2 separate regions of the Homo sapiens genome follow, and region 1 is linked to region 2. The links are chromatin loops, found by intact Hi-C in ENCODE. Cell type or tissue: Caco-2. All regions are shown on one strand. Each heading gives the region's core, and the rest is flanking DNA. Links, peaks and the distances in the headings are about the cores only.

Region 1 (16,667 bases), core at 4,382-12,381, 170 kb after region 2:
CAATTAGGTGTAAGGAACTCATGGAGCTATTGGAAGATATTGTATTCCAGGTGTCCAGGGATTAAGGTACACAACTCAAGGTAGAGCCAGTCAGAAGGAAATTTGGGAAAATCTACTGGCCATTCTGGGATGTCTTAGTTCATTTAGGATGATACAACAGTGTGCCATAGACTGGGTGGATCATCAACAACAGAATTTCATTTCTCACAGTTTTGGAGGCTGGAAAGTCCAAATCAATGCACTGGCAGATTTGGTGTCTGGTGAGGAGGACCTGTTTTCTGATTCATGGATGACCATCTTCACCCTGAGTCTTCACATGGTGAAAGTACGAGACAACTCTCTGGGGTCTCTTTTATAAAGACACTAATTGTTATAATGAAGGGTTCACTCTCATTACCTAATGACCTCCTAAAAGCCCCACCTCCTAATATCATCACATTGGGGATTGGAGTTTTAATGTATGAATTTGGAGGGAATACAAATATCCAGTCTATAGCGTGGAGGTACAGCTCCAAACAAAATCCTGGAATTGATGACAGACACTTCTCTCCAATGAAAGCAGATGGAGCCTTTCAGTGAAATCTAGCAGACTGCAAGGTAACTGTACTAATAGTGCTCACCTAGCCCATTAATGAGTCATTATTGGGCTAGTCATTATAATAATCAGTCATTATTTTAAGGTAACTATTTCAAATATTTTTGATTTAAAATTAATGACTATTATGAAAATTTTCAATACTCTTTGTGCCAGTAAAAGAAAATGGGGAGATGCTGAGTTCATTAAATGTAATTTCAGCTATTGTTAATTTTGAAAGAGTAAAAGATAGATTTTAAAAATGTTATTACCTATTTATGCAGAATAATTTCTTTTTGATGCCATCCAGAAATTGAAGAAATCACTATTTCTAGTCAGTCTTGCCTCGGAATTGTATATACCGGCTGCAAATGTAACGCTTTGAACAAAAGTTATGTTCATAGATTCAGGTTCACATTTCTGTCAAGATTTTGATGAGGCTTTATTTGGATATTTTATACTAATAAAACATTAATATCTTTTCTAATCTTTTACATTTGATTTTTCCTTATAAAGAAAAAATAATTTTTAAACTAAGCTCCATATATATCCTTGTTTTACCTGAAAGATCATAGAAAATGTTTCTTTTCTATGTGCGTGATTTATTGAAAGACTTTGAAAACCACTAATCGCAGTATAAGATTTGCCCTGTAGGCTTAAGTCTAAATACCATATTACCCAAGAGAAAATAACAGTATTTAGACTTGGACTTACATGGAAATAATGAATTTGATATTATGTTTTAAAAGGGCACTTCTGTAAAACACAAGATTATGGAAACCTTTTTTTTTTTTTTTTTAAGCCTTAGAAAATCTCCAGCAAAAATTGTGTGCCTACACCTTAAGGGTTCTCAACGCCAATTCAGGAAACTTTGATTGTAAGTACATTTTCTATATCTTCTAATAAAATCAGTCTTGCTACCACATCTGTTCATCTTATCCATCTTGGTACAAAACATCCATGAATCCTCTCCATACGACAGAACTTCAACTAGTTGATGATATCTATCAAGGTCTCCTCGTTCTTGTTTCCTCATAAGCAAGCAACCCTAGTTTTCTCAAGCATGCCTAATCTATTATTTCAAGTTCCTTCACCATCATTCATGAGCCCATTGGGCAATGACAGGAGTCACTGGGGACAGAAGCTGAATGGTGGACATAAAGCGAGTCATCCTATCCATTTGATTATTAAAATCCTCCTCTGCTTATGTCATCCTTTGGTGAGCATTCATGTGAAACACAAATATCTTCACGGTTTTCGACCACTCATAGAAATCCATCCACATACCTCTTCTCCAAATTTTCTTGTCACCAATTTTTCAATCATGTTCCTACCAAGTCCTTGGCCATTGTAAGGACCTGGTAGGAGCAAGCCTACCAAGATCCTACCAAGTCCTTGACCATGACAAACCATTGTACCATCCATGAAACAGTATATAATCGCAAATCTGGCCATTTTTTTTCCAAGCAAAAGGCACAACCAGGTGCACTGCTCTAAGTTCTGCCCATTGGGAAGATTTCCCTTCGCCACTGTCCCTCAGGGATGTCTAGAAAGGGGCTGTAGTGCTGCAACTGTCCATTTTTGGGTGGTGCCTGCATATCATGCAGAACCATCTGTAAACGAGGCCCCAGTCTTCTCTTCCTCCATCAACTGATTATAAGGAATTATATATGAGGTCACATGTGCAGGATGGGAGAGAGAAGTCAGGGTGGCAGGAGTGGGGACCATGGGCATTTGAGCCACTCTTCATGTAACTTATTTGTGGCTTCAGGACCTGCTTGATCCCGATAATTTATGTACCACTTCCATTTGATGATGGAATGCTGTTGTATATGTCCAACTTTATGGGTAGATGAGTCAGAAAGCACCCAGCTGATGGTAGGTAGTTCAGGTCACTTGGTAACTTGGTGACCCGTAGTTAAACACTTAGTTTCTACCAAGATCCTGTAATGGGCCAAGATCCTGTAATGTCTCTCTTAAGGAGAGTAGTTATCTGCAGAAGATGATAGAGCCTTAGTCCAAAATCCTAGGAATCTCTGCCATGATTCACCTAAAGAAGTACGGCAGTGGGCTCATACTCATGGAATTCACTGGTCTTACCATGTTCCCCAACATCCTGTAACAGCTGGATTGATAGAATAACGAAATGGCCTTTTATAGTCACAATTACAATGCCAATGAGGTGACAATACTTTGCAGGGCTAGGGTAAAATTCTCCAGAAGCTTGTGTATGCTCTGAATTAGAGTTCAATATATGGTACTCTTTCTCCCATAGCCAGGGTACATGGATCCAATAATCAAGGGTGGAAGTGGACGTGGCACCACTCGCCATCACCCCTAGTGACCCACTAGCAACATTTTTGCTTTCTGTTCACACAACATTATGTTCTGCTGGCCTAGAAGTCTTAGTTCTAGAGGGAGGAATGCTGCCACCAGAAGACACAGCAATAATTTCATCAAACTGAAAGTTAAGATTGTCACCTGGCCACTTTGAGCTCCTTCTGCCTCTAAGTAAACAGGCTAAGAAAGGAGTGACAGTGCTAGATGGGGTGATTGACTCAAACTATCAAGATGAAATCAGACTACTACTCCATTATGAAGTAGTATGTATGGAATACATACATGCTAAGGAAGAGTATGTGTGGGATACAGGAGACCCCTTAGGACATCTCTTAGTATTACCATGCCCTGTGATTAAGGTCAGTGGAAACTACAACAACCCAAATCAGGCAGGACTACAAATGGCCCAGACCCTTCAGGAGTGAAGGTTCAGGTCACTCCACCATGTAAAAAAATCACAACCTGCTGAGGTGCTTGCTGAAGGCAATGGAAATACAGAATGGGTAGTAAAAAAAGGTAATTATCAATACCAGCTACGACCACATGACCAGCTGCAGAAACGAGGACTGTAATTGTCATGAGTATTTCCTCCTCATTTTGTTAAGAATACGTTTGTGCATGTATATACTTGTACTAAGAAAATATATTCATTTTATTTCTTTTCGTCTTCCTTTATCATGTGATATAAGATTTATTTTCATATCAGCATTTAAGTGTTGTTAACTTTATATAATAGCATTTAGGTTAAGAATTAGTGTGCTTCTGGTTGTACAAAGGATAGCTGTATTATGTTAGGCATAATTATGACCTTATTATTGTCTTTATTTGGAGATTAAGTATAATTTCAAGAGATGTGTATGGGTTCAAGTAGATGAGGAGTGGACTTGTGATGGCTAATATTAAGTGTCAACTTGATTGGATTGAAGGATGCCTAGACAGCTTGCATTGTTTCTGGTTGTGTCTGTGAGGGTATTGCCAGATGAGATTAACATTTGAGTCAGTAGACTGGTGGAGGAAAGCCCTCTCTCAATCAGCTGCCAGCTGGGCTAGAACAAAGCTGGTGGAAGAAGGTGGGATGAGCTGGCTTGCTGAATTTTCTGGCTTTCATCTTTCTCCCATGATGGGTGCTTCCATCCGTTACTCTTGCCCTGTGACATTAGACTCCAAGTTCTTTGGCCTTTGGACTATTAGACTTACACCGGTGGTTGCCAGGGCCCACAACCTGAAGGCTGCACTGTCAGCTTCCCTGCTTTTGAAGCTTTTGGACACAGACTGAGGCACTACTGGCTTTCTTCCTCAGCTTGCAGACAGACTATCATGGCACTTCGCCTTGCGATCGTGTGAGCCAATTCTTTTCAATAAACTCCCTTTCATGTATATATACATCTTATTAGTTCTGTCCCTCTGGAGAACTCTAATACAATAATTTGATCATTGTTGATATTTACTTATTCATTCAGCATTAATTATATGCATTATATCTTTTAAATTCAGCACCAGGCCAACAGGATACAAATATGACTCCGCTCAAAAAGTTCACTATCTAATGACAGACAAAAACTGCTCTTCCGTTCCAGTTATTATCTAATGATGTATAACAAACCAGCTGCAATGTAATACCTTAAAGTAAAAATAATAATTTTAATCTGTATTAGTTGTTAATGCTGCTGTAACAAATAACCACAAACCTAGAGGCTTAAATAATACAAATTTACAATCTGTCTTACAATTCTGTAGAAGTCTGACATTTGTCTCATTGAGCTAATATTAAGACATTAGAAAGGCTGCATTCCTTTCTGGAGGCTCTGGACAGAATCCATTTCCTCGCCCTTTCCAGCTCCTAGAGGTCACTATATTCCTTGGTTAGTGGCCCCTTTTCCCATTTTCTAAGTAAGCAACACTGTGTCTTTCTTGGGTGGTCACATCTTTATTTGCCTACTTCCCTTTTCCACTTGTAAGGGCCTTTGCGACTACATTGGACTCACTCAGATAATCCATATAATCTTCCCATGTTAAGGGGAGCTGGAATCTTAATTCTATCTGCAGCCTTCATTTCCATTTGCTCTGTAACCTAACATAGCCATAGCTTCCAGGAATGAGGATGTAGATACCTTTGGAGGAGACACTATTCTGCCTACTCTATTAGCTCTCACAGTTTGCTTCTCTTCTATCAGACATCAATTTGGTAGAAGCTTGGCTGAGCAGATTTGGCTTAGTGCCTCTTGTGAAACTGCAGTCAGAAAATGGTTTAGCGTGGAATCATCTTGTAAGATTTTCCATCACATATCTGGCCTGGGAGGGCTTGAATAGCTGGGGATAACCCAGCTGAACCTCCCTGGACCTCCCTAAATCTTCTTTATCTCTATGGAGGCTTCCCAGGTGGTCTCTCCAGCGGAAAGACTTCAAGGTAGTGTTTCTTCTTATGTGTCAGTTTAACATTCCCAAAGCACATATCCAGAGAGAGAGAGAAAAAAAAAAAAAGAGAGAGAGATGGAAGACATATTATGATGTAGCCTCTGAAGTTATAAAGCATCACTTGAACTCTTGGTCAAGGTATTTACAAAGATTCACTTAGTTTCAGTGGGAAGCAACATAGATCCTATTCCTTGATGGGGGAGAGAGCATTTCATATTGTAAAGAGAGCATGTGGGCCGGGATATATACGTGTAATACCACCTTCAGATGTGTAACTGAAACATCTGTGAAAGAAACATTAATTGTGCTCTATACAAAATTATTTGGCTGTCACGTAATCTAGCACACCTTTGCTCTTTTTGTAATATTCCATATACTGTGACCTGAACAGAATAGAAAAAACCATTGACTCTTAGATAGATTTTATTCATAATTGGATACACAATGGCTTCTCTTTTCTTTTTTTTTGAAATGGAGTCTTGCTCTGTAGCCCAGGCTGGAATGCAGTGGCATGATCTTGGCTCACTGCAACCTCCATCTCCCAGGTTCAAGCGATTCTCCTGCCTCAGCCTCCCAAGTATCTGGCACTACAGGCGCCCACCACCACAGCCGGCTGATTTTTGTATTTTTGGTAGAGATAGGGTTTTACCATATTGGCTTCTCTTTTTCTAGCCACCTCACTACTATGAGTTTAATATTTAAGGAAATGCAGAAGGCAGTTCGTCATGTACTAGGCCATCCCATACCATCTCTAGTCCTACACATAAGCAATTGATTTTTAGAATAAAGATTATTACTTAAATCTTATTTTCGGTTAATTAAATTTTTATTCATTTATCCAGATCCTGAAGTTCTATTTATAATCATTTTTATCTGTAAAAAAAATCACATATAACTTAAATATGATAAATATTTTTATATCTTCTTTTATTAAAATATTGAGGAAGAAAAAGTCAAGATTATAGCCTGAGACAAAATCCTAGAAGCAACCCCTCTCCAGGTTATTTCACTGTTTTCATTGATCAAACAGTTAAACATTAAACTAGGAATGACCAATCCACCCAATTCACCTTAAAAGCAACACATATTTCTCATTATTGGCTAGAATATCATGAAAGACCATTTAAAACACCTTTCTGTTGCCTCTGCATACTGTGCTTACAAAATGTTTCTTGTATTAGTAAAACAGAAATCATGTAAAATATGAAAACATTTGATTTTTTTTAACTGAACTTCGGTGTGTCTAATGAAAACTACCTAGTTATGTTTTTCAGCAGAAAGCCAATGGGCCATATATACAATTGTTCTTCCTGATATTTCAGTTCACTTTAACTTTATTATTTGTAAAATCCACTGTTTTTTTCCTGTATGAGTGAGAAATAACACTTTCCTAATACAGGCCTCCAGGGCATTTCCCACCCTCAAACATTGCTCAAAAGAAGTCTGAAAATCCCCCTTTACTTCAGCGTATAATGTAATTTATTTATAGAATTAAAATTAGATTACATGTTAATAGTCATAGTTTCTTTTACAAGTTCACCAGTTTTTCTTATATTTATTCTGCAAATATTTATGATTACTCCATTTTCCATTACTAATAAATGCTCTCTTGGGCATCTTATCAGCTGTGCTTGAATGGGAAAGCCATGGGCTAGAAAAAGCCCACATTTTTCCCTCATTAGCAGTTTCTCTCTCTCTCTCTCTCATTCTTTCTGCCCTCTCTCTCTCTGCATGTGTGTGTGCTTGTGTACATGGGTGTATGTATGTGTTTAATGAATGAGTTTCTAATTTTTATTTAATTAAAAAAATTTTTTTACAGACAAGGTCTCACTCTGTCACCCAGACCGGCATACAGTGGCACAATCATAACTCACTGCAACTTTGAAATCCTAGACTTAAGCCCATCCTCCCACCCTGGCCTCCTGAGTAGCTGGGGCAGCAGGTATGCCCCATGATGCCCAGTTGATTTTTGTTTTTGTCTTTTTTTCACAGAAATGAGGTCTTGCTATGTTGCCTAGGCTGGTCTCAAACACCTGGCTTCAAAAGATTCCCCTGCCTTGGCCTCCTTAAGTGCTATGATTACAGACATGAGCCACCATGTCTGTCCCATTATTTCTTAATTACCTTTAGTGTGTGTGAAGAATGCTCCTAGGTACTGGGAACATGGTCATGAGCAGACAGACAGTATTTTTGCTCCAGAAAGGGCTTACTTTCTAAAAGGAAATGGGATAAAGATATAATAAACAAAATATTCTTGAAAGAGAATATGTTATTTGAGTAAAAGAGGTAAGTAAATGTGCAGAAGCATGATGGAAGGTGTGATGGGAACCGGGATGGGATGCATTTGCATGGTCAGGGAAGAACTCATTAAAGCGGTGGTAGGAGAACAGAACATAAAAAAGTTGTCATCTGTGGTCTCTGACCCAACTACGCTGCTTCCTCTTCTTCTGTGCCCTGATTCTGTCTACCTGTGATGAGATGAGGTGCTGCAGAACTCCATCCCACAACCAGGAGAGAAGTATTATTTAGTTTAAGCAAATCTTGGTAATGCCCATGCCAAAAGTCCTTGCCAGAGATGATTTAGATACTCTTACATAAGCTTGAACAACTAGATGTAAAGTGGTAACTCCTGAGGGCTTTATCAGAAATGTTTCTTCATTAATGGGAGGGGACACACAATCGGAAAGTCAGCTGCATGGACAGGCGGAATGTGGAGAAACTACATCCACCTGTGACCACAAGGAGAGTTGCTTACAAGTTGGATGGAACAGAGGCAGATAGGAAGGACACCAGTCTTGACAACATCATTAAGCACTGAATCAATCCACAAAGAGTCAATGTCTGGGCTTTTCACCGTAGACAAAATAAACCTCCTCTTGCTCAAATCTTTGTTATCTAGGACACCCTAAATGATACAGAAGTGATCCAATGGCTGGTCTATTTCTTTCTGTGTTTGTGTTTGTGTTTGTGATTGTGATTTGTGTGTGTGTGTGCATTTTTATTACACATGGAAAGAGTGTTCTTTCATAGGGACCATGCCTCTATTATCAATTGAGTATAAACGTTTTTTAAAAAGATTATACGGTATGACAGAGAGCTACAACTACAGAAATATTGAGAAATTCAGATATTTAGATAATGAGAAGTCAATGGAGCTATATGATTAAGGGAAACAACAGTAAAGGAGGCCGGCTAAAATTATGTGTTCTGGTTTGTCATTTCTTATGCAGGAAATCATTATGAATCCAGAATATCTCCTTGGGCCGAACAGGGATTTGTTCTTCAAGTCAGATATTTGTTCTGTGGTTATTTGCAGGTGTTCAGCAAATAATGTCCATGATTTTAGTGGGACTATGTCATATTTTTATTTCTGTGTGTTTAAATTATGTGTATTTAAGAATAATCAAATTTCTAGTAATATGTGTATATATGTATGTGTGCATATATATGCATACATATACACACATACATATATGTGTATGCACATATACATATATGCGCATATACGTATATGCACACACACATACATATACAAGTAACTTTTAATTCCATTCCTATAAAAGCTCTGAAGTGTCCAATAACAAGTAGATCAACAGGCATTTCTCTTTAGAAATGTTGAGGCCCAGTTCCAAATCAAGACCTATAGCAGTTTTTTCAGCAATGTCTGACAGTGTACTCTCTCCCTCCTCCTTCTGTCTGGAGAGCTACAGCATCCTTCCCATGGATATGAATGCTAATTCACATGTGGGATATAGGGGTATTTATGCCATCTACTGGCTATTTTGGAAAAATGCATTTCAAATACCAGATGTCTTCTTGCAAAAATTTAGAATGTCGGCAATCTTGATTTGTATTCAGAGTATGGAAATATCTTTCATGTTCTTTGAAAACATGAGAAATGCCGTGTTGCTATTAAATTTTAAATGTACAGCTCAGCTTTCTCTTTGTAGCAGTGGAACTAAAAGTTACAAGACAGCAGAAAGTCATTCTTATTCCATTTGCAAAAGTATGAATATACCTAAATTATCTCATGTGTTACATTCTCTTTGTCCAAGTTAAAATGGTTACTTATGAAGTCATGGACATCGACTTGGACTTGTGTCACTTTTGGATGCAAAGGGAATAAAATATCTTCCATGATTAAATAAAATGTCACCTCCTCTGCTTAAAAGTCCAACCCACCGTAGATATGGTCTGTATGAACATTAGTTGTATCCTCCCAGCATTAGTTACTTCCTCCGGAAAAGATAATGTGTATGTTTTCAGTTATCTTTCTACACAAAGTGCTTCTTTTCACCAACTCAAAAAAAGTCAGTGGTCTTTTTCTGGGTATTTTTTCTTTGAAAGTCAGTAACTAGGAACTTTAGATGAGATATTTTAGACGTTACTCACCTTTCTCTTAGATAAAAACAGCATGGATATGGATGTACATGAAAATTAATACCTTTGCTATATAAAAAATATTGTTAAGAGAATAAAAAACAAGCCATGGACAGATTTAGATTTTGAAATTGCCTTTCTCACAAAGGACCTTTATCAGAAAAAAAGAACACCCAAAACATAACAATAATTTAAAAATCCCGATTAAAAAATGAACAAACTATTTAAACAAGCATTTCAGTAAATAAAGTATACTGATGCCAAATATGCATATAAGAAATGCTCAAGGCCGAACGCGGTGGTTCATGCCTGTAATCCCAGCACTTTGGGAGGCTGAGGCGGGCGGATCACGAGGTCAAGAGACTGAGACCATCCTGGCCAACATGGTGAAACCCCGTCTCTATTAAAAATACAAAAATTAGCTGGGCATGGTGGCGCGTGCCTATAGTCCCAGCTACTCAAGAGGCTGAGGCAGGAGAATTTCTTGAACCCAGGAGGCGGAGGTTACAGTGAGCCGAGATCCGCCATTGCACTCCGGCCTGACGACCTAGTGAAACTCCGTCTCAAAAAAAAAAAAAGAAAGAAAGAAGAAATGCTCACAATCATTTGGGTAAGTACAAATTAAAATCACAGTGATGGTCCAAGACTCACTCAATAGAATAGAATGTTTGATTAAAACATACTGACAGGCCAGGCGCGGTGGCTCACACCTGTAATCCCAGCACTTTGGGAGGCCAAGGTGGGTGGATCATCTGAGGTCAGGAGTTCAAGACTAGCCTGGCCAACATGGCAAAACCTCATCTCTACTAAAAATACAAAAATTAGCTGGGTGTGGTGGCGGGCATCTATAATCCCAGGTACTCGGGAGACTGAAGCAGGAGAATCGCTTGAATCTGGGGAGGCGGAGTTTGCAGTGAGCCGAGATTGTGCCACTGCACTCCAGTCTAGACGACAGAGCGAAACTCCGTCTCGAAAAACAAACAAATAAACAAAAAAAATACTGAAAATAGGAAGTGATGGTTAGGGTGCAAAGCACCTCTCATATACTCTTGCTGGCAATGCATAATGACTCACCATTATGGAAAACAATATAGTAATTTATCATAAAGTTAAAAATACCCTTGTCATATGGCCTAGAAATCACTTAATGTTTACCAAAGTAAAATAAAAACTTATATTCACACAAAAAGTCCTGCACACGTTTATAGCAGCAATATTCATAGTCATCAAAAATTGTGTATGACAAAGATGCCGAATGTTTGGTATATGGATAAATAAACTATAGATATTTATTGTATAAACATTGTATTGTATTTATACAATAAACATCTATACAATAAAATGCTATTCAGTTATGAAGAGAATTATTGACTCCTCAGAAGATTAATCTTAAATTCATTTTGCTATATGAAAGAAGCAGATTCAAGAGTTACATAGTACTTGTTCAAATTTTATATGTTTTACATACATGAGTGTGTGTGTGTGTATAACCTTACAGAAAAGGCAAAAATATAGGTATAGAAAAAAGATCACTGGTTTCTCTGGGTGGAAGGAGAGCTTGATTAAAACTGAGCAGTAGAAGAAAATATTTGTGGTGATAGAATTGTTTTGTAGTACAACTCTGATGGCAGATGCAATTCTATACATTTGTCAAAAACAATACAATACCACACAGAGTGAATTGTTTACTGTAAGTAAATTTTAAATAATTAACCAGAATTTGGGAGAAATGCTAACTAGAATACAAGAATATGACATATAAAGAAACATAAGCCAGTGGCAGTGGCTCACACCTGTAATCCCAGCACCTGGGGAGGCTGAGGTGGGTGGATCATCTGAAGTCAGGAGTTTGAGACCAGCCTAGCCGTGGTGAAACCCTGTCTCTACTAAAAATATAAAAAATTAGCAGGGCGTGGTGGTGGGCACCTGTAATCCTAGCTACTCAGGAGGCTGAGGCAGGAGAATCTCTTGAAGCTGGGAGGCGGAGGTTGCAGTGAGCCGAGATTGCACCATTTTACTCCAGCCTGGGCAGGAGTAATCCTAGCTACTCAGGAGGCTGAGGCAGGAGAATCTCTTGAAGCTGGGAGGCGGAGGTTGCAGTGAGCCGAGATTGCACCATTTTACTCCAGCCTGGGCAACAAGAGTGAAACTCCGTCTCAAAGAAAAAAAAAAAGAAGGAAACATAGACACATTGAGGGTGGGGAAGTGTATTAGTCCGTTTTCACACTGCTGATAAAAGACACACCCACAACTGGGAAATTTACAAAAGAAGGAGGTTTAATGGACTTACTGTCCCACGTGGCTGGGGAGGCCTCACAATCATGGTGGAAGGTGAAAGGTACGTCTCACATGGTGGCAGGCAAGAGAAGAGAGAACTTTTCTAGGGGAACTCCTCTTTTTGAAACCATCAGATCTCATGAGACTTATTCACTATCACGAGAACAGCATGGGAAAGACCTGTCCCAGTGATGCAATTACCTCCCACAGGATTTCTCCCACAACACATGGGAATTCAAGATGAGATTTGGGTGGGCACACAGCCAAATCATATCAGGAAGAAAATAAATCAAGTAACTTTGGAAATCTCTATTTGGATGGGATACTCTAAGGCTGAAGGAAAAAAAATACTGACACAAAATCTATACTCAAGTTAATAAATCTGTTTTTTTCAGCAATATGAGTCAGCAATTCTGAAACTACTTTTTGTGTATAATAAGAATGGACAATTAAGTGAATATATTGTGTTCAATGAGAGCCATTTTCTCACTGTTAGAAGAGGCACAAATAAGAAAAGGAGAGAGGCTAGAATGAATGGATCTTGTCATTTAGGAATAGAAGCAGATGTTTCATTAAAAGAGGTATCATTATAAGCATCATGTTTTTTAAAGGTAGATGGATGGATAGATGGAGAGAGAGATGATAGTGAGAGGTGAGGCCAGCTGGACTTCCTGGGCCGAGTGGGGAATTGGGGAACTCTTCCTGTCTTACAAGAGGATTGTAAAACGCATCAATCAGTACTCTGTAAAATGCACCAATCAGTGCTCTGCAAAATGCACCAATCAGCGGGATTCTAAAAGTAGCCAATCGTGGGGAGGATTGAAAAAAGGCCAGTCTGATAGGACAGAAACGGAACATGGGAGGGGACAATAAGGGAATAAACGCTGGCCACCCCAGCCAGCAGCGGCAACTAGCTCAGGTCCCCTTCCAGGCTGTGGAAGCTTTGTCCTTTTGCTCTTCACAATAAACCTTGGTACGGCTCACTCTTTGGGTCTGTGCCATCTTTAAGAGCTGTAACACTCACAGTGAAGGTCTGCGGCTTCATTTTTGAAGTCAGTGAGACCACGAACCTACCATCAAGAACCAACTCCCTACACAATAGGTGGATAGACAGTTCCGTGTCTGCATTGGTTGATATGGACACATATGTCTCCTTGCTGTGTCTGCTGAGCTCTAGATACAATGACACTCCACTAGAAATATGCATACCTAGAGCTCAGATCTTGGTTTCTAAATATAATTCTTCAGTGAAAACAACCAGAGTTGCTTGGAGGATTGGTTAACTCCAGGGCTGGGGTGGGTTAAATACAAGATGAACCTGGAATAAAATGTTGTTCTGGAAAGTAAGGAAGGGGAATGTTGAAAGGGTACAAGAGCCAACCTGAGAAAAGCTCCTAATGGCCAAAGCTGGAACAATGTAAACAACAAAATCAATAATATCGGATAAAATCCACAGAATAAAATGAGCATCCACAAGTTCATACTAATCAAAGTAAATATTTACATAAATGAGGAAGAAAGGACAGCTCTTCCTTACAGAAAAACTTCCATTGATAAATATAGAAACGTAGAAAATGGAAAATTGCCATTAACAAAAGATGAAATTCTTGCAGGCAAGTTCTACCAAGGAATAGTAAAATGAATAAGCAAAATCACTAAAAAAAAAAAAAAAAAAAAAAAAATCAGGGTATTTACTAATTAGAGAGATAAAATTAGTAATTTCCAGTAGAGAAACCCAGCAGACACCTTAACCAAGCGGTCAAGGTTAACGCCATCAATATCAGCATCACATATTCCCTGACAGATGCACTGAGAAGAGCAAATTATTTCTGTGACATTCTTGCCAAAAATGCTTAGCCTCAATTGAGGCTTGAAAAAATATGATAACCCAAATTGAGAGACATTCTACAAAATAGCGTACTGGAACTTTTCAGAAGTGTCAAGGTCATGAAATAAAAGGACAGACAGAAGCACTGTCACAAATTGGAGAAGATTAAGAAAACATGACAACTAAATGCAACGTGTAATTTTTTTTTTTTTTTTTTTTGGATCCTCGAAGCAACAAAGTGGAAAAACTGGGGAAATCCAAATAAAGTATTTGGTGTAGTTAATGTTGTTTTATCCATGTTAATTATTTAGCTTTAATTATGTTATTATGTTAGGCAAGATGTTAACATTAGGGGGAGCCAGATGAAGGGCATATGAGAATTTTATGTATTGGTTTTGCAATTTTTCCAAAAGCTTAAATTATTTCAAAATAAAATTTAAAAATATTATTACCTCCTACTATTTTAGGGTTGCTATTTTATCACTATTTTTTTAACCAGGGTTTGTGTGTGTGTGTGTGTGTGTGTGTGTGTTTGTGTGTGTGTATTGTCATTCCAAATTTAGAAGTTTGTATGTTCATTTTTAGTCATTTCATCTATATTTTCAAACATTTCTATATTGCATTATCTGGTTTTTATTTGAAATATTTTTATTTGTCATTATGTTTTATTTTTTACTCAAGATGTTATTTTTTTACTTCTCTCAGTTGTTCTTGATTGTATTCAAAGGTCTACCCCACATACTGGTTTTTTTGGACAAACTTTATTTTGTTAATGTATTTATTTTATTTTTCCATATTTTAAATATATTTTTACTCTCTTCTTTTTGAGATGGAGTCTCACTCCATCGCTCAGGCTGGAGTACAGTGGTTTGATCTCGGTTCACTGCAACCTCTGCCTCCTGGGTTCAGGTGATTCTCCTGCCTCAGCCTCCCAAGTAGCTGGGAGTACAGGTGCCTGCCACCACCCCTGGCTAATTTTTGAGTTTTTAGTAGAGACGGGGTTTCACCATATTGGCCTGGCTGGTCTCCGACTCCTGACCTCAAGTGATCCACCCACCTCAGCCTGCCAAAGTGCTGGGATTACAGGCATGAGCCACCACGGCTGGCCTATTTTTACATATCTATTAATTATGCTGTATTCATCATACTTTCTTTTTTCCATTTTATTAAATTAAAAGCTATAAATGTTCCTGTTTTTTATCTAGAAATTTTGATAAATATAATAATTTCATATTATCTCTTCTAGATAACTTGTAAATTTCCATTTTTAGTGAATCTTTAAGTCAGGAGTGATTTAGAAGTGTATTTTTGAAATTCTGAACTATATGGCTTTTTTGTTATTTTTCTAACTCCATTTCTAAATTCATGTCACTGTGGTCAGTGAACATGACTTAAATGTGTCATTTTGAGGGATATATTAAAATTTTCTTTTTGACCAATTACATAATCTTTCTGTGAATATTTCCTTTGAGAATTTTAATACATATATAATGCTTTTTAAACTATATTTATTAAATTCTGCATAGTCTTATACTTAATTGTCTTCTCCTAGAGCTATATGTAAAAACATTCGCAATGATTGTTCATTTTTCAGTGTTTCATTCTAATTTTATTTCTTTCTATTTTGCATGTTTTGAGATTGTTATGTTTTGGATGTACAGGTTTATGATTTTTATAGCTTCTTTCCGGATAGCTTCTTTTTTGCCAGACTTGAATTGTCCAAAATTGACTAGGTATAAAATTCTGGATAAGATTTTTCAAACACATGTTTTAAACTCAAGTGTTCGAAGATATTCCACTGTTGTCTTTTCTATACAGTATTACTGAAAAGGAGACCTTTGTCGGTCTAGCTTTTGCGTCATTGCGGGGACTTTTTTCCTCCCCTTGGAAGCTCCTAGGTTTCCTTTTCCTCCCCCTTTTCTTCATCCTTGAGTATCTGTCAAGGCTCTAGTTGTTTTTATTTTCATATCTTACCTGGCCCTTAGCAGATGTTTCAATCTAAATACTCAGGTATTAGTTCTTCATAATTCTTACCTATTATTATTTTTTTAATGTCAATCCGTTGCTCTTTCTCTTCGTTAATTTTGCAAGGATAAAGTTGCCAGAACGTCTGAGCATGTTTTATCTCACTCATTTTTTTCTTTTTACTTTTTCTTCTCTATCAGTTTCATATTATTGATAGTTTTGTATCCTGGGAAAACTACTCAGCATGATCTTCCAGGTGGTAATTTTTTCTTTATTTTTATCCACTTATTTGTACCATCCCTTAAGCTTCAAAAAGTTATCAGGAATGCATGTGTATATATAAATGTTGATATAGAATACCTACATTATTTTTAGTTGGCAGACTGATCTTATTTCATAAATGTGAAATCCTCACTTACCTTCCTAAAGATATTAATTATTCTTAACTCAATGTCCTATTTTGTTTGTTCTATTGAATTTTTTAGAGATATGGGTTCTCCTGCTCATTGAGCTTTTTGACCCTATTTACCATTTTATCTTTGCGTAATTATCTGTCGATTCTTGATCACACACCCATGTCTTTGTAGTTGAGAGTGCTGGTGAAATTGTCTCTGCTACCTCTTGTGTATCAGCCCATGGAAATGTAGGGAGTCCATTTTGCTCTCAACGTATTCAGCTGAGATAGGTTAGTGTGAGAATATACCACAAATGAAATACCTTAGTAGCTATTTTTCTGGATGTGAGTGATCTTGATATTTCCATCGTTTACCACACATCAGGGACACACCGTCCTGTATGTCCAACACAGGTTTTATCCTGGTGCAAGCAGATTCCTTGCTGCTTCTGCCTGGACCAAGGGCTGAAGCTATCAGTCACTTGTCTGACCTG
Region 2 (16,667 bases), core at 3,875-11,874:
TCAAAATCACAGAAAAAATAAGACTTGATGTGCCTCCATATATCACACCACCACAGCAGGGGTTAAAATAAATGCCAGAGGTGATGAAAAAATGACTGTTTTTCATAGAATCATGCGTGTTGTAAACAGCAGCTGGTTATCATTGTTTATTATGAAACAGTAGCAAAATGTCTTTATTCTGATTTCTAGCTTCTCTATGTTGCCTTCTTTCATATTGAAATTTTAGATACCTCTTGCTGAGTTCATTTGTATTCAGCTGTCGTTTCTCTCCTTCACTCAGCCATTCTCTTGACTATCCAAGACTTTTGTCACACTATGTCATCTGAAGTATTTGGTATTAATGAAATTTTATATGCAATGCTATCACTTCAGAAATAAACCTCATGCCACACTTTTGAGATTATAAAAATGTAGACTCATACTGAAGCTAACTCAGGATGAACAGAGGTTAGTGGGTGGAACCTGGTAATTTCATAATTAGATTTAACCTTTCTGGTGCCTTAGCAATCATTTTAATAATGACATTACTTTTCCTGTCCAATCACGTAACATTTCTGTGCTATTCGGGAAACTGCTTTGTTATGTAGTGAGCAATAAGACTGTCAAGTTTCATATCCTCCTGTTTTTCCTGAACAGATTCTCTAAAATATTAGAATAAATTTGACTCTGTTTCTCTTGCCAGAAACACAGGAATGAGAGCTTCTCTGGTGTTTCTATTACATCATCAATTTCTCCCTCCACTCTCATCCCTTTTCATGCCACAGAATCATTATTGGCATGCCTGTCAAAATTACTAAATCACTCTTTCCTATTCTCTTCCTTTACCACAAAATCCAATGTTTAAATCATAAACACTGCTTCCCTTCTGTAGCATGCATTGCTCACATTATCTGCACTACTTTAGAGATTAATCATCAGAAATTAAAAGATGGAATAAAGCCTCACTCAAATTAACACTCTTCCTCACTCTGGGTCTCTCATTTTATTTCTAATCTGATATGTCGAAATTATGCTTTATACTGACAAGAATGTTCTCTCACCTTGCAAATACTTCCCCAGACTTGAAATCTTGTTCAAGAAGGTAGCTTTTGATTTACTTCCCAAATAATGTCTTTTGGTTTAGTGTATATAAAAGAAGATTCCTTTTCCTTGATTCTGAAGATCCAAATGTTGAGGCAGATTTTTGTCTACTTTGAGTTAGCTGAGGCTTATTGGTTACATATTTTTTCCCACTCTTTTCACTGATATTCCAAATAACTATTTAAAATATGTGTATATTTTGAGATATACTCTGAGATGTCTGAAAATTCTATGCCTTTAGTTAGATGATGCTCTAGATTTTCATTATGTGAATTCACCTAGAATTGTGTTATATCTTGATTCTGCCAGTGCTCATGTTGGTAATGGGGTTTTCAATTATTATATTACAAAAAGATGTCCAGGTCAAGGTTTTCTTAGAGTTTCCATCAGGGAGCATAGTTGAGGCATTGAATTTTAAGGTACAGAGTTGATGAATATGCCAAAAATAAGATGAATCTTAACTGAGCAATTTGTTTTCTATTGAGGTCAAGAAACTGATCATTGCAACAAGATCACTGCATAAATTTTTAGCAACATATGCCAATTCTTTTGCCTTTTCCCCTCTAAGGAGATGGCATCTAAACTGAGACCTGAGGGAAGAGTGAGAATTAGATTTTAGCAGAGATCCTGACTTGAGAAGGAATTGATTGTTGATATGGAGCTGATATAAGGTCAATGCACCAGGAGTGAAATGAGCCAGGCTAATAATTGTACCAGATAGACTGGTATATAAACTGGCCCTGTTTAAGCAGGGCCTGGTAGAACATAAGGAAGCTTGCATTTTATCCTATGAGGACTAATAAGTTAAAAAAAGGCTTTTTAATATTAGAGCAACAAGATCTGATATACACTGAAAACACCATTCTGATACTGGGAAGAAAATAGATTAGAAGAGGTGTGAGAGTGAAACAATGAATACTAATAACGTTATTGCCGGGCTGGGAAGAGATGAAATTTTGAGCTGGGAAAGTGACAGTGAATCTAGGGAAATGCAGGGAGATTCAGGAAATATCAGGCTTGCTGATAGATGAGATGTTGGAGTAAGGGAAGGAGAAAAACAAGAAGGCTCTAAGGCTTCTGACTTGAGGATCTCTCTGGATAGTCACATAGTACAACTCAGGTGGGAAAAATGGGATATTCTCAGGATTTGGTGGGGAAATTAAAACTCTGTGTTGAACGTAATAAGATTAAAATATCTATAAGACAGTTCAGTAGAGATGGCAAAAGGGCTGTTGGGCATATTAATCTAAATATTGAAATGGCTAGGCTGGGTATATTACAATAAGGAGTCAAAAACATAAATGGAACACCAGAACTTATTTCTCTTATCTACCTGTAACTTTGTACCTATTGATCAACCTTTCCTGATCTTCTGTACCCTGTACTCTCCCAACCTCTAGTAACCAGCATTCTTCTGTCTACTTCTATGAGGTCAATGGTCAACATTTTTAGATTCTACATTTACCTGACATCATGCAGTACTTGTACTTCTGTGCCTTGCTTATTTAACTTAAGACAATGTCCTCTAGCTTCATCCATGTTGTTGAAAGTGACAAAATTTCAGTTTATTTATGGCTAAATGGTATTGCATTGTGTACACATACTACATTTTAAAAATTCATTCATCTGTTGCACAGTCAGGTGACTATAGCCAACAATTAAATATTGTAAACTTCAAAATGTCTACAAGGGATAATTTTTGAATGTTTTCACTACAAAGAAATTATAAGTGTTTAAGGTGATGGATATGCTAATTACCCTGATATAATTATACAATGTATATATGTATAAAAAAAATCACACTGTACCCCATAAATAAATATAATTATTATGTCAGTTAAGAATGAAATAAAACTTAAAAATATATAAATTATAGCTTTGCCATGTGAATAAATTGGGTCACAGAGAAGAGCATTTGAGAGAAATGATAAGACATAAGACTAAATGCTGAGGAATTCTAAAGTTTAGATGTTGAATCAAGAATGAGGAGCAAATAAAGAATACTAGGAAAGGGAAAATGAGGTAGAAGGGAAACTAGGAGACTGTGTCACCTTGAAAGCCAAGAAAGGAGAAAGTTTCAGGCTCAGAAGATCAACAGAGTCAAAGGCTACTGCAAAGTAAAGGGAAATGAAAACTAAAAAAAAGAATTCCAAATGACATGCAGCATGCCAGTCATAGAGTTGTCTGGAGTTCTTGCATATTTTTGATTTTCTTGTAAGAGTGTGAGTGAGAATCAGATTGAAATCTAAGACTAAATGGGAAGTAAAAAACTGGGGATTTTGTGTATAGACAACTCTTTCATTCAGACCAGTTTTGAAATGCAAAAGGTAGTGGAGGGAAGAGATGGGGTCATGGAGGAATTTTTAGAATAGAAGGACTTTATAGAATAGTAGAGCACATTTGTGCTTCAATAGGAATAATCCAGAAAAGAGCATTAACAATGTAGATCAGAAAAGAGATAACTGAAAGAGGGAAATCCTTGAGAAAGTTATACAAAGTGGGACCTAGAGTGCAAGAGGGCTGATTGACCAAACTTCAGAGAAGGGACACATACTATTGTAATTGGGGGGATTGGGACTAGATAAGGTTATTAACTGAATGTGCCTGTAGGGGGTGGTAGTGGTAGATGCATCATTTTAAAGGAGAATAGGAAAACAAGAATAGTTTAAAAAGCCAACAAACTATTTCCAAGAAATATTGAAGTCCTTGTGATGTTTTTCATCAAAGATTTCAAGTGAAACTGCTCAGTCAGTTGTATGATTTCCTTTAGAAATGTGTAGATGCTTTCATGTAGCAACGAAAAAGGAGGATATTTGGTCTCATCTAGGATTGTTTTTTACTTGGGTATAAAGGAGAAAAGGGAGATAAGGGATTTAAGTATTTTTCAAGGGCACAATTGTAATATTTGAGCATGAAATATAACCTGGGCAAGAAGAAACATGAAGATGGAATGAGGCTATTGATATTTATTAAAAAGTAATATGATTAATGGATTGGGTGTCTTGGTAAAGTGAAAGCATTGCTAATATGTAGATACATAAAAATGTGAATCAGAAAAATCAGAGGTGACAGTAGAGGAATGAAATATTCCAAGTTAAGGCATTTTGGGGAGCATATAAATCTCTATGGTATAAATATGGGAACAGAATTTGAGGCTGAATGAAAGTAAAAGTCATTTGACATCCAGAGGTACAGGACTGAGAAGAGGTACATGACAAAGAGTCACCCAGGAAGTATTAGGAGTCACAAGTTAACGTCTTTAATGTAAGGAAAGTGACAAAGACGTTGGTAAACAGAAAGATTAGAGAAGAGTAGTGTGCTTGAAAGCATATGGCTTTTTCAAGACTTTTTCTTCTTTAGAGGAAGAAGAGGAGGAAAATATTGTTTAGATGATGTAACCAAGAGCAAGAGCACTCTACAAACTTTTTGTCCTTGTGGTATAAAGGGACATGGAAGAAACAAAAACAAAAATCCAAGCTTCATAGAGTGAGAACCAGTTTTCAGTTAACATATGAAGATGGAAGAACTATCTTAAGGCTTAAAATATAACACCCTTCCTAATATCGTTAATATTTACATATATTTTCTTATTTAATTCTAATAGTCACTTCCCAAGGTGATGCTAAATTGTCTCAATTTTATAAATGAGGAACTCATAGCATGGAAATGTTGAGTAATTTTCCCATGGTTACATATCTAGTAAATATTGATGTCAGGATTCAAAATCAGGGCATCTGACTTCAGACCAAGCTACAATTTCACCTGGTCCTAAAAAGTGGAAGACTTGCTTTGATCTGGGGGTAACTATGACATAGGATAACATTGGTAGTGATGTAACAAAAATAGGATAACTTTAGTAGTGATGGTAGATGAATGGAGAGACTTGTACTTAAGGCAGCAACTAAAATGAATAGGATTGTGCATGCTGAGAGTTTTATACCCAGTCAGAGCAGAAATGATATAATCATTTCTAGGACTAGCTCAAAACTCATTCGTGACAAGGAATGCTTCTGGAATAAATTAGTTGTGTATATTGGTAGCTTAATCATGGAAACACAGACAAGATTTGTAGATTACGGTAGACATTTCTAATCCTCACCAATATCTGGTTCACTTTCTTTTCCTGGACAAAGGAGGAAAACTTCAGTCTCCTTGAAGCTAGGCAGGGCCACAGGACTAATTCTTTCCAGAAAAAGTGAGAAGAAGAGATGTATGTGTCTCTTTCAAGATAAGGCAGTTGAAAATTCCAAAGCAATTTTCTATGTTTTCTTCCTCCAATGCCATGACAAAAATGGAGGTCTGATGGTCAGATGGCCAAGCAACGAGGCAGAAGTAGGTGAGTGTGTGGGGGTTGCTGCTGTGGAATGCCACAGGGAGGACAGCTGTCCTGGAGAGTCACCCTCTCTGGCAGAGGAATATGGTGTTAAGCCACTGATATAGACTGTCTCCTCCTGAGAAACACAGAGAAGGAGAGAAGTTGGACCAGATGAAGAGAACAGTATTGACAAAGAAACAAAAGTTAGAAATGACAAGAAGACCCTATCTAAATATCAGTGGGATTTCCCCCCCCTTTTTTTCCTTTTTCTTTTTAAGACAAGGTCTTATTCTGTCACCCAGTCTGGAGTACAGTAGTGCAATCTCAGCTCACTGCAGCCTTGACCACCCAGGCTCCAGAGTAGCTGGGACCACAGGTGTGTACCAGCATGCCTAGCTATTTTCTTAAATTATCTATAGAGACAGGGTCTCCGTGTTTCCCAGGCTAGTCTCAAACTCCTGGGCTCAAGCGGTCCTCCCTTCTCAGCCTCCCAGAGTGCTGAGATTACAGGTGTGAGCCATGGCACCTGGCCAAGAGATTTCCCTAAGTCAATATTTCTAACAGATTTCTTCTTAGATCATGTGCTATACTAATGTACATTGTAAGTCTGTTAACATGGGTGGCTTTTTTTTTATGTGTAGCCTTTTCATTTTCTTAATGGACCACCTAATAACTGTAGAAATTACAATTTGGAAAATGCTTTTCTAAATTTTATTTTTAGGGTGTTCAATTGGTCAATATGCTATAATCATAGTTCTTAATTATCCAATCTTAATTCATGTAGATAAATTTATCTACTCAGAAAGAGATGATGAACACTGTGGATAAAAGATATTAGAACAGCTCACCTTTATATATATATAAAATTTACCTCAGGAGATCCAACCTACTTGAGGGAGCATTTCTATTCATTCCTCAATCCATGCACATAGGTACGCTGCCTGAGTTACTAGCTCATGGAAATAGAGGATGCTAAAAAACTTGCTCCTCAAGTAGTTCCAGGGAAATAATTGCAGTCTAGAGGTATGACCTGTGACTAAGAGATATGTAATCTAGAGGTATGATCTTTAAACTAAGTCTAGCATAAAGTCATCCAGTACTATACTGGAAACTATTTCTTGTTTTCAAGCATGTAATAATTTGTGTCTTTTGAATATGTTGATGGATTGCACTGATGTTCACTTTACAGAGCCCTAAAGAAATAAAAATACACACACAAAAGTACTTATACAGGCAGGAACCTAGTATTTTTTTTGCTTATGATAAGTTTATATCGTATTTAGGAAAAGAGAAACACATTGAACATTAAAGCACATTAAACATCAACTGCCATAAGGACTGTTGGTGCAGACTGAGGATGTGGCCAAGAAAGAGGAGTGGAGGTAGGGGTTGGTTTCTTCTTTCACTGCAGACCCACCTTGGGTTGGCCATTTGATGAGAGGAAAACTTGCTAATATTCTTGGTTAGAGATGGAGAAATGGATTTGGCAGAGATTACTAGTAGAAGTAATCAAAATCTGAGCTCCAAAGCACATAAACTCTATTCTCCTACTTGTATTTTTGGCTGCAAATTCCATCTCACATTTTCTGGTCCCATGTCATAAAGATACCTAGGAAATGTCTCTTGTTCTATTTTCCACCTCTTCTGGGTGATAAAAAAAAAAAAAGTCAGGTTTCTCTAAGTAAAGCTGGTTCACTCTCTCTTTTTCATGTTCTCTCTGTGTGTCTCTCTTTTTCTTTCTCTCCCTTTCTCTCTCTCTCTCTCTCCCTCCATGTACCTCAGAAAATCCTGAGTAAGGTAGTCTCAATTTAGGGGAAGAGGAGGCCCTGTTTATTCTTGAGCTTAAAGAATATTCTCTTACAAAGTTTCTTTGAGGCCCTGAAATGAGATATAATACAGTATTTTGATCTTTTATACAATTTTCCTTGAGTATAATAAATAAATATCTCAATCTTCTTTCTCTCTCAACTAAAGGAGAAAAACAAAGACAGAAGTTTTGGGCAGTGTAGAATTTGGACATTCCTGGAATTGTGAGCACAGTTCTTTCTCTCTCTGAGACCTTAACTTCCAGGAGGTGCAAGCAGTGAATGGTTCAGAGTTTATTGATTATTCCAATCAGTTCATGACCTATTGGAATCCCAGGGAAACCTTCACGGTGCACAGGAGATGAGAGTTGAGTTTGGGAGTAGTACAGGCGGTTAGGAGATAGAACAGTATTTTAAGATGCAGAGCCAGAATAAGCCTTTACCAGAAGAGTAAAGGAAGCAGAGAAGCAGAAAAGTACCTGGCACAATATTTGGGGTCCTGTAAAGAACAATATGAACAAATATTGAAAACTATAGCCTGGGATTGGAAAGTGAGCTACACGCAATGTCCTCACTAGGGAGCTTTGTGTTGGACACTGAGTTGGTGTCCCTTTCCCCACACTGCACTCCTCTCCGTCTCCTGCACAATTTTACTTTCTGTACACCAAAAATATCCTCCAGAAAGCAGCTTACCCTCCTTTCGCCGCATTTCCATTTCATGTCCATTCTTCAACACACAAGGTTCAGCCTCTCCTCATAGCCCTGCCAAATCTGTTCTTGTAAAGGTCATTTGATCCCAATGGTTCCAATTCCAATGAGACTACTTAGTCCTCATATGATGTTACTATTCACCCCTCATCTCAACCTTTATTTTTCTTAAAACCTTCTATTCCTCAGGATTCTCTAACACCACAGATTCTTGTTTTAACTACAATTCAATGACCTTCTCTCTTCTCAAATTCCCGTGATGGAGTATCTTGCATGACTTGCTTTCTAGGTCTTGGAATCACTAGGGCCGGGTTTAGGATAGCATCCTTTTTATACCTATCCTCTTGCCCAATCTTCTATGTACTTAAACATTGTGTTTGTCTCATTCCAGACTTTGACACCCCTGATTTTTTATGTCCTACTTCTTACATAATATCTCTACCTTATCTTACCAACATTTAAACCTATATGTCTCACTGTATTCACCATCTCACCCAGCTCCTGTTAATAATCAGAAACTATCCTTAATTACTCATTTTTTTCATAACTCGATTCTAAATTAACCATTTCTTAGGTGTTATTTGGGGGGCAGGGGGGCAGGGACAGGCTCTCACTCTGTCGCCCAGGCTGGAGTGCAGTGGCGTGATCTCGGCTCAGTGCAACCTCTGCCTCCCGGGTTCAAGTGATTCTCCTGCCTCAGCCTCCCAAGTAGCTGGAATTACAGGCGTGTGCCACTATCGCCTGGCTAATCTCAGTTTCACTAATTATTTCTATCTCCACTGCCAGAACATTATTGAAAGCCAAATTACTTTTTACCCAGACTTCTGAGGTAGACTTCTGTGGGGTCTCCTTAGTTTTATCCTTGTCCTCCTATAATCTAGTCTCCAAAAAATGTCTACGATCCTATTTTTAAACATCCATCACATTATATCATGCTCCTGCTTAGAAGTTTCTATTTGTTTCCCTTTAGAATGAAGTCCGAAGCCCATTCCAGTACCCACCAGGCTCTGAGCTCATTCCATCCCCATTTCATAGCATCTCTCATGTTTTCCTCTAAGCTTCCAACACACCCAGGCTTCCCAAATACTCAAATTATTTCCTATCTTAGATTATTTTGCTGATCCCTGAGCCTAAAATTATATAAGCTTATGTTTGGTATTATAGCACTCTGTTTATTTCCTTATAATTTTCAGAACTTAATTCATGTAAAGCTGATTTATTTGTTACGTATTTTCCCCATTAAAAGGTAAATTCAGTGAGTACAGGGACCCTGCCTGTCTTGCTTACCACTTTATCCTTAGAATTGAGTGAGTTGTTTGATAGATAATATTTTCTGTATGAATGAATATTTGTTGTCCAAACAGTGGCTCATAATGTGGCTTGTTGGGAATAGCATTTTCAATAAGAATTATCAATTTGAACTTTAAATTTCTAATTCCTTTACAAAATTAATTTTTTTAAAAAAACTTAAATGTTAAATCTGTAACTATTATTTACTTATATTTTTATTTTTGTTCTCAATGTATTTGGTATTTTACTTTTAAAGTAACATTTTTATTGGTATGTTTTTATCTATTTATTGAATCCTCAGGAATAGTGCTGTCAACAGCATCCACAAATGGGTACAGAGTTTAAAGAGATGTACCGTATTCTGGGTTGAGAATGCAATAAAATAGCCTCTACTAACTGCTGCCATTATGATATTTCCTAAAATCCTAATGAAAATTATTGCCTCTTTTTGAACCTTATATGCCTTCTTAAACATGAATTTGAGCACAAGGCTTATCTGTTGAACAACAAGGCTTATCTGTTGAACAAACGAATAAAACAAATGAAAATTTAAGAAAAATAATTCACCAGAAATGCAAATTAAACGCAAATATATATGTCTGTAAATGTAAATATGTGTTTATATATATATTTACTTTGTATCTGTATGTATACATGCATATGGGTGAAGACAGAATTTGGAATTTCAAGAACTGGTAAAATAGATGATTTTCAGGTCCTTTTAGATCTTAAAATATAGCATTTGATAAGTTGGATCTGTTGTCTCAGAGTAATGAGAATTTAACAGGATTAAGTGGACATTTTTACTTGTTTGATTGAATTGAATCTGTTTTGAAAACACATTGAAATTCAACAAACTCACCCTACTGTATGGATGCCTCCTGTGTGCCAGGCTTGGTGCCAGGTAATGAGGATTCCAAGATGAAGGAAGCCTATGCCCTTCCCTGGGCCTCTTCATAATCTTGGGATTGAGATTGCCATGGCAAACTCACATGTGTAGTGCATGTGCTTTGTATCTATAATATGAAGAACATATAAAATGGTATCCACGTGGAATTATTCTGCCTTTGAGGTGAAGGAATGTTTCAGAGTTTACCTTGTGCAACAAACTCAGCAGTACTCTAATTCTCATCACTAGAGTGTTTTACTTCTCATTTCATTTAATAAGATGCTGCATTTTATATTTGGATCTATCTACCATTCTAGCTGTTATTTTTCCATGGATCTCATGTTATGACCATTGGTCCCTTCTTCAATTCTGTTTAATGCTACCTGCAGCTCAATCTAAATTGTAAACCAGGTCTAATGATGAATTAGAAGCCCCTTTCTCACCAGCAGTGGATAGTAATCTTGCTATGGCAAAATCCATATCCAGTGCCCTGGATGACTAAGTAGGAGCCGAGTGTACTTTTGCTTTAATCTCCTTTTAGTTATTTTGGTCAATGTGACAGCACTTCTGCTTGAGTTTATCTTTCTTCTGCAATTCCTACCTTGGGACTAGAGACAAGCTATGACAAAGCATCCATTTACTTGAGACCAAATAGACTTTCTAACTATTGCCAGCTCTCTCCTTAATGGCAACCCTATTCCCAGAACTCTCAGCATCTGCCTACGATGGGCCGATTCCAAAACATAACAGCACATCCAACTTACTGAGCATCTCTATTTCTAGAAAGGTTTGTTTAACACTCATACTATATTGGTCCCATTTGAATGTCAAGTATGAATTTATTACACATCATTTATTGAACTCTTTTTGAATATTAAGTTCAAGGTTGCTAAACCATCTTGGATATTAATATAATGATCATGATGAAAACTTTGAACACTCCTAACCTAGACTCTTTCCTCAAATTTTCTCTTTACAACATACCCAAGTTGACTATATATGCATGAGTAACAAGAAGCATTCCAAAGGAATATTTATAAGTATTAACAGGCAGGAAAAAAATCGGATGATTTTTAAATTACTAATTTAAAATGTATTTCAATATGCCAAGCCATGTTAAATCATCTGTAGGTCCAATAAATTTTAATATGTTTTTTAAAACTGAAGAATAATGCTTGACTACAAAAGATGAAGTTGTAGACTTTATTATAATAAAAATAATGGTTTGGTTTTGGAAATTGTATAGATTTCCTTGTGGACATAGTTTGTGAATAAAGCTTTTTCTTGTTTCTTATTTTTGGTTACCACATCCTCCACCTAATGTGTTCTGAGGATGATGATGTTTGAAATTTACATTAAGATACCTTCTTGTTAGTAGGAGTGTAACTAACCAAGGAATGGAAGAAACAGTGGAAAGTAGTGGGAAGGACCCCAGCTTGCTAGCATGAGGTTCTTTTTATTTTTTCTGCTATCCAGTGATTCTTAATCATGTCAGGGTCACACATTCCTTTGAGAAACTAAAGCTATGGATGGTCTCCCTATAAAAATGTAGAAACTCTGTGGGAATTATTAAGCCATTGTCTGTCAGCTTAAAGCCCAACCTTCTCTATTGTGCTTGGCCATTGTGGAGCTGGAACTCAGACCACTGCATTCTGCTTTGCCAACTGTCTTCCTGTTTGGCTTTGCCAATAAAAGGTATGAGAGGGAGGCTGCAGGGCTGGAGAAAAATGAAGAAAGTTGTTTCTTTCTATCTGCCTCCCTGGACTTCCTGTCTGTGAGACCCTCCCTTAAGTTTCTAAGTTTATGCCATTGTTTCTTTTTCTTCTGAGCACTAGAGGTTGTGGTTATTTCCTGTACTTGCTTCTTCCATAATACAGTGCTATATAGCATTTTCCTTTTACGTTTTATTTTTAGGTAATGATTCCTCAGATGAATTCCCTCCATTCAACTAGCTGGTGTGGTTTTAGTCAACTGGACCCTGACTGATCAATATTCTCACATAAATAAAACTTTTTTTTTTTTTTTAATTTTCAGGAGGCTGATTGATTCCTGCTTAGGAAGTAGTTAACCCAGGGCCGGGCGTGGTGGCTCACGCCTGTAATCCCAGCACTATGGGAGGCCGAGGCGGGCGGATCACGAGGTCAGGAGATCGAGACCATCCTGGCTAACACGGTGAAACCCCGTCTCTACTAAAAATACAAAAAATGAGCCGGGCGTGGTGGCGGGCGCCTGTAGTCCCAGCTACTCGGGAGACTGAGGCAGGAGAATGGCGTGAACCCGGGAGGCGGAGCTTGCAGTGAGCCGAGATCGCGCCACTGCACTCCAGCCTGGGTGACACAGCGAGACTCTGTCTCAAAAAAAAAAAAAAGTTTAAACAGTGGCTCTCTAAATCCTCATAAGTTCTAAAATTCAGTGTTTCTCGTATATATATGATTGGGGAAAGGATAAAAAAATGATCAATGAAACTATTAATGAAAATGTGAGAAATAATCGTGAAAATGTGAAGTAATCATCAAGTCCAATCTGTACCCATTTTGAAACATAAGTGGGTTATCAACAGAAGTAATTATTTATAGGGAAGTGGATGAGAAAAAAGAAAAAAATTTTTCTGTGATAGAAGTGGGAGAGTAGTCTTGGCATATGGTCCGTAGGAATTGAGTACAGATTTTGACCACCAGAAGGAAACAGGAAGCAGATGAGTGAAAAACACAATATCGTTTCAAAAAGTTTTTTTTTATATAAATGCAAGTAATAGAGCTGCAGAGTACAATTTTTAAAAATAAAGCTACCTGTACAGTCACTCTTGATGTGCCACAGTATTTCTTATCACAGCAATGCAGCTGCTGATATTTAGAACCTAGAATGGATTTCTTGCAAGACGCTGGCAGTAATTCCTACACATCCATAGCTGTCAGTGGAGTGAGTGCATTGTCACTATTATGAGGTCGTTATTGACACATGACTTTTATAATAGAGGAATTCCCATTTATGACATCTCAATTCTCCTAATCCCTTCACCTTCTCTGCTAATCGAAAAAAAGTTGAAGTATACAGTTAAGGGCCAGAAGTAACAAAAAAAAAAAAAAAAAAAAAAAAAGAAAGAAAGAAAATAAAAGAAAAAAAAATCAGTCTCTTTCCTCTGAGAGCCCAACTCCTAGTAAGAGAGACAGAATCAAATTTAATAAAATTTGAATAAGCTCCATAGGAAGTAAAGGGAGAAATCAGTGTTAGAATTAAGGATGGTCGAGGGCACAGAAAAACTGGCCACATCCCATTGTCATTCTCCTTTCCAATATGCTCTTATTTCTGGAGACACAAGACTGTATCTTTTAATCATTTACTTTATTGTGCAACTCGCTGTATAACATCTATGTCTTCAAATTGTTCGGCATTCAATGGGATAAGAGAATGAATTTGGAAAACCTCGCTGGCATTTAGCTAGGTAATTGAAGATGGAATTCCATAGGACTATCCCTTAGGCATACACCATACAAATTTACTCATATAAAATGTGTTTTTTTCCCTTCAGTTTTATGCAGGTGAAAAAAATATACAGAGTAGGAGCAACTTTTAGACTGAAAAATTTATCCGTTTATATATTACTATAAAGAAAACCACCCCACTTCTTCTCAGGTGACAATGGAAAGGCTTGGTGAACTGATTTTATTACATGAGCGATTAGTTAATTTTATTTCATTATATTTTCCCAAATGATAGGGAAACAGGGTGGTGTCATCACATTTTTTATCTTTTCTATTCTTTCCTGCTTAACCATCTTCAGCCAACAGTTTAGATCCTTACACAGTGCACAGCACAGGTTATGTGGTCCAAGGGAATAGACTTAGCCGCTTGCGACTCTTGAAATTTAAGTTAAGATTAATTGAAATTAAAAAATAATAAATTTGCAGTTTCTCCATTGCACTAGCTACATTTCAAGATCGATAGCCACATGTAGTGTCTGCATATTAAACAGCAAAAGTGTAAACTATTTTCATCATCTCAGAGAGTTTCATTACCCAGTGTTGACCCTAGATCATCAACCTAATAACGATTCTGTAAAAGTGCCTCGCCTTCATTTTTTCATCCCTATGAACCTACTGTAAGAATAAAATAGGATTTGTGGCCGGGCGCAGTGTCTCACGCTTGTAATCCCAGCACTTTGGGAGGCCGAGGCAGGCAGATCATGAGGTCAGGAGATCGAGACCATCCTGGCTAACATGGTGAAATCCCGTCTCTACTAAAAATACAGAAAAATTAGCCGGACGTGGTGGTGGGCACCTGTAGTCCCAGCTACTCGGGAGGCTGAATCAGGAGAATGGCGTGAACCCGGGAGGCGGAGCTTGCTGAGATTGCGCCACTGCGCTCCAGCCTGGGCGACAGAGCTAGACTCCGTCTCAAAAAAGAGAAAAATTAGGGCTTGTAACAGATTCTTTTTCAGTAGCCACAGCAGATGCCTTGTGTAGCATATTCAAGGCATTATACCCAAATTGTTGCACTGCAGAAGGGGAGACAAGGTTTTTTCCAAAGCCCTGAAACACATGATTTGGAAATCTTTTGCAGTCTTGCCTTATGAAGCAGCAGTGCCACCAAGTGTTGGGTGAAAACGGTTTCGATTTTTGAAAGACATTTGATGAAAATTTTGAATTAAAAAAATCAACAGAATTAATCATAGTTGCCATTTAACCTGCATAGGTTTATATCATGAAGCCTTATGTATCACTTTCCATTTATCACAGATTTTAAAACATAGTAAGAATAGATACAGTTAAATATATGCTGCACTTGATGTCTTTTTTTTTTTTACTCTAGCTAAAAGAAAGATATAGCATAACAATTTGAAAGGATGTGATGATTTTTTCTCCTTCACCTTGGATCTGTATATTTAGAAATTCTGCAATGTGCAACTCTGAACTGCAGCTATCTATAGCGTGCTCCTAAGAAAGAATAAATTATTTAAACACTGCCATTGCCTCAGATCTAGATTTTACTCACTCTTCTTCATTCCCTCAATCACCACCCCCTAACTTCCCTTCCCCCGCACCTTGTAGATCAGTCTGCCTCTATGGAGATTTTCATCCAAAACATGACGTGCATTTTATAACCGGAAAAACCGTAGACAGAAAAATGGTGGTTTTCATTTTCTGTGTTGTCTTTATTACAGATGGAGGGAGGAAAAGTCTACTGGTTTCTCTACCTTATTTATAACTGCAGCAAAATCCTATTTTACTTGTCCTCTGTTGCCATGGTTACAAGCTTTCCCATTTCAACAGGTCAATACAAGCTTTCGGTTTATATAAGGTCTTGGGTAATTCATCTCAGCATTGCACAAACAACAAACCAGCTCTTATCTCCTCCTTCTTTAAAAAATAATCTGTCAAACCCCTGAAAGAACAATTCATTCTGATTTTCAAAATTTGTTATTCTCATCCTTATTCTCTTGTTTGTGGTTTTATGCTAATGTTCATTTAGTACTCCAAAACAGGACACAGGTTTTGTTAATGTAGCAACCTTAGCAGCTCTGTGTGCATGAATGTTCTAAACTGGCTGATTTGCTAATAGTACTTCATTTGTTTCGTGGAGAATACATACATTAAACCTGGCATTTTAATAGATCACATTAAAAACGCAATATAGATCAGATGGTAGGAATTTGGCAAAGTGTTAAGATGTGTATTGGTCTGTGGTTCTTATTCATCAGCCTCAGGTATGTTTTTCAATGCTTCTGAGAGGTTTTATTGCTTCTCATCTAGTCTCTAAGTGCCATATGAAACATGCTCTATTACTTAGAGTACCTATAGTACAGAAATACCCCACTGACTGTGTTCTGGACTTCAATCTCTTTCTCTTTAACTCTGTTCTTCAAATCTCTTGTAGAATAATGTTTCCAAGTACTATATTTTATAAGCACATTGTTTTCTAGGTCAAATAATATTTAAGATTCCCAGTGCCTACCAAACAAAATGCAAATTATTCATGTGGACTTCAAATATCCCTATATTTTATTATACCCAATAAAAAGTAATAGAAATCATATTAACTGCATTGATTGCAAGGTCAGTTGGAATTCTGCTTCTTTGGGAACAAACAAAAGATTTTGAGTTGGAGTCTGAGGGAAGAAGAAATGAGAATCTTTGTGATGAGACACAGAGGAAAGATTGTCAACTGTATGGGAGAATCAAAGTATGAATAGATTAAACACACACTCACATGCACACACACAGACTTTTTCCAGCCTTTACTTATGAAGGGAATGATTTTATGTCTGTGTTCTTCCTTTGTATAAAACACGGATCAGGTCGGTAACAAAAAGATGAGCAGAAGGGAGTAGAAAGGACTTCGGTGAATTGACGGACCTGATGGCGGACACTCAGATTGATTTTATCCTTTATAGTGGTTAAACAGATGGCATGATCATACATCTCTGTGTGCATGGGACTGTCATGTTTCACTCCTGTTGTCATGGGCTAATAGCTCCTCATTTCACTTCCTAAAATGTTTGGGTTTAGATGGTAGATCACACAGTCACCCCACTACTAAAACATTGCAGGGAGTCTATTTTGACCTGGGTGGCAGTTTGTAG

Evidence for each region. Hi-C counts contacts between places; a loop is a spot of excess contacts. Peaks named below come from ENCODE experiments on the same cell type or tissue, not always from the same donor. Only the 100,000 strongest peaks of a DNase experiment are listed, where the experiment ranks them.
Region 1: it touches region 2 in a loop (3-fold over the local background); 6 of 110 quality-filtered maps call a loop at or near these places.

Annotation. Positions count from the first base shown.
Region 1 is chr5:18,273,051-18,289,717 of GRCh38, forward strand. No RefSeq gene overlaps it. Among named protein-coding and RNA genes, the nearest start is that of LINC02100, 460 kb to the right of the region's middle. In Caco-2, for the core only: a CTCF peak has its summit at 9,083 (motif pointing left); no DNase peak of the experiment used is centred there.
Region 2 is chr5:18,099,248-18,115,914 of GRCh38, forward strand. No RefSeq gene overlaps it. Among named protein-coding and RNA genes, the nearest start is that of LINC02223, 300 kb to the left of the region's middle. In Caco-2, for the core only: no CTCF peak of the experiment used is centred there; no DNase peak of the experiment used is centred there.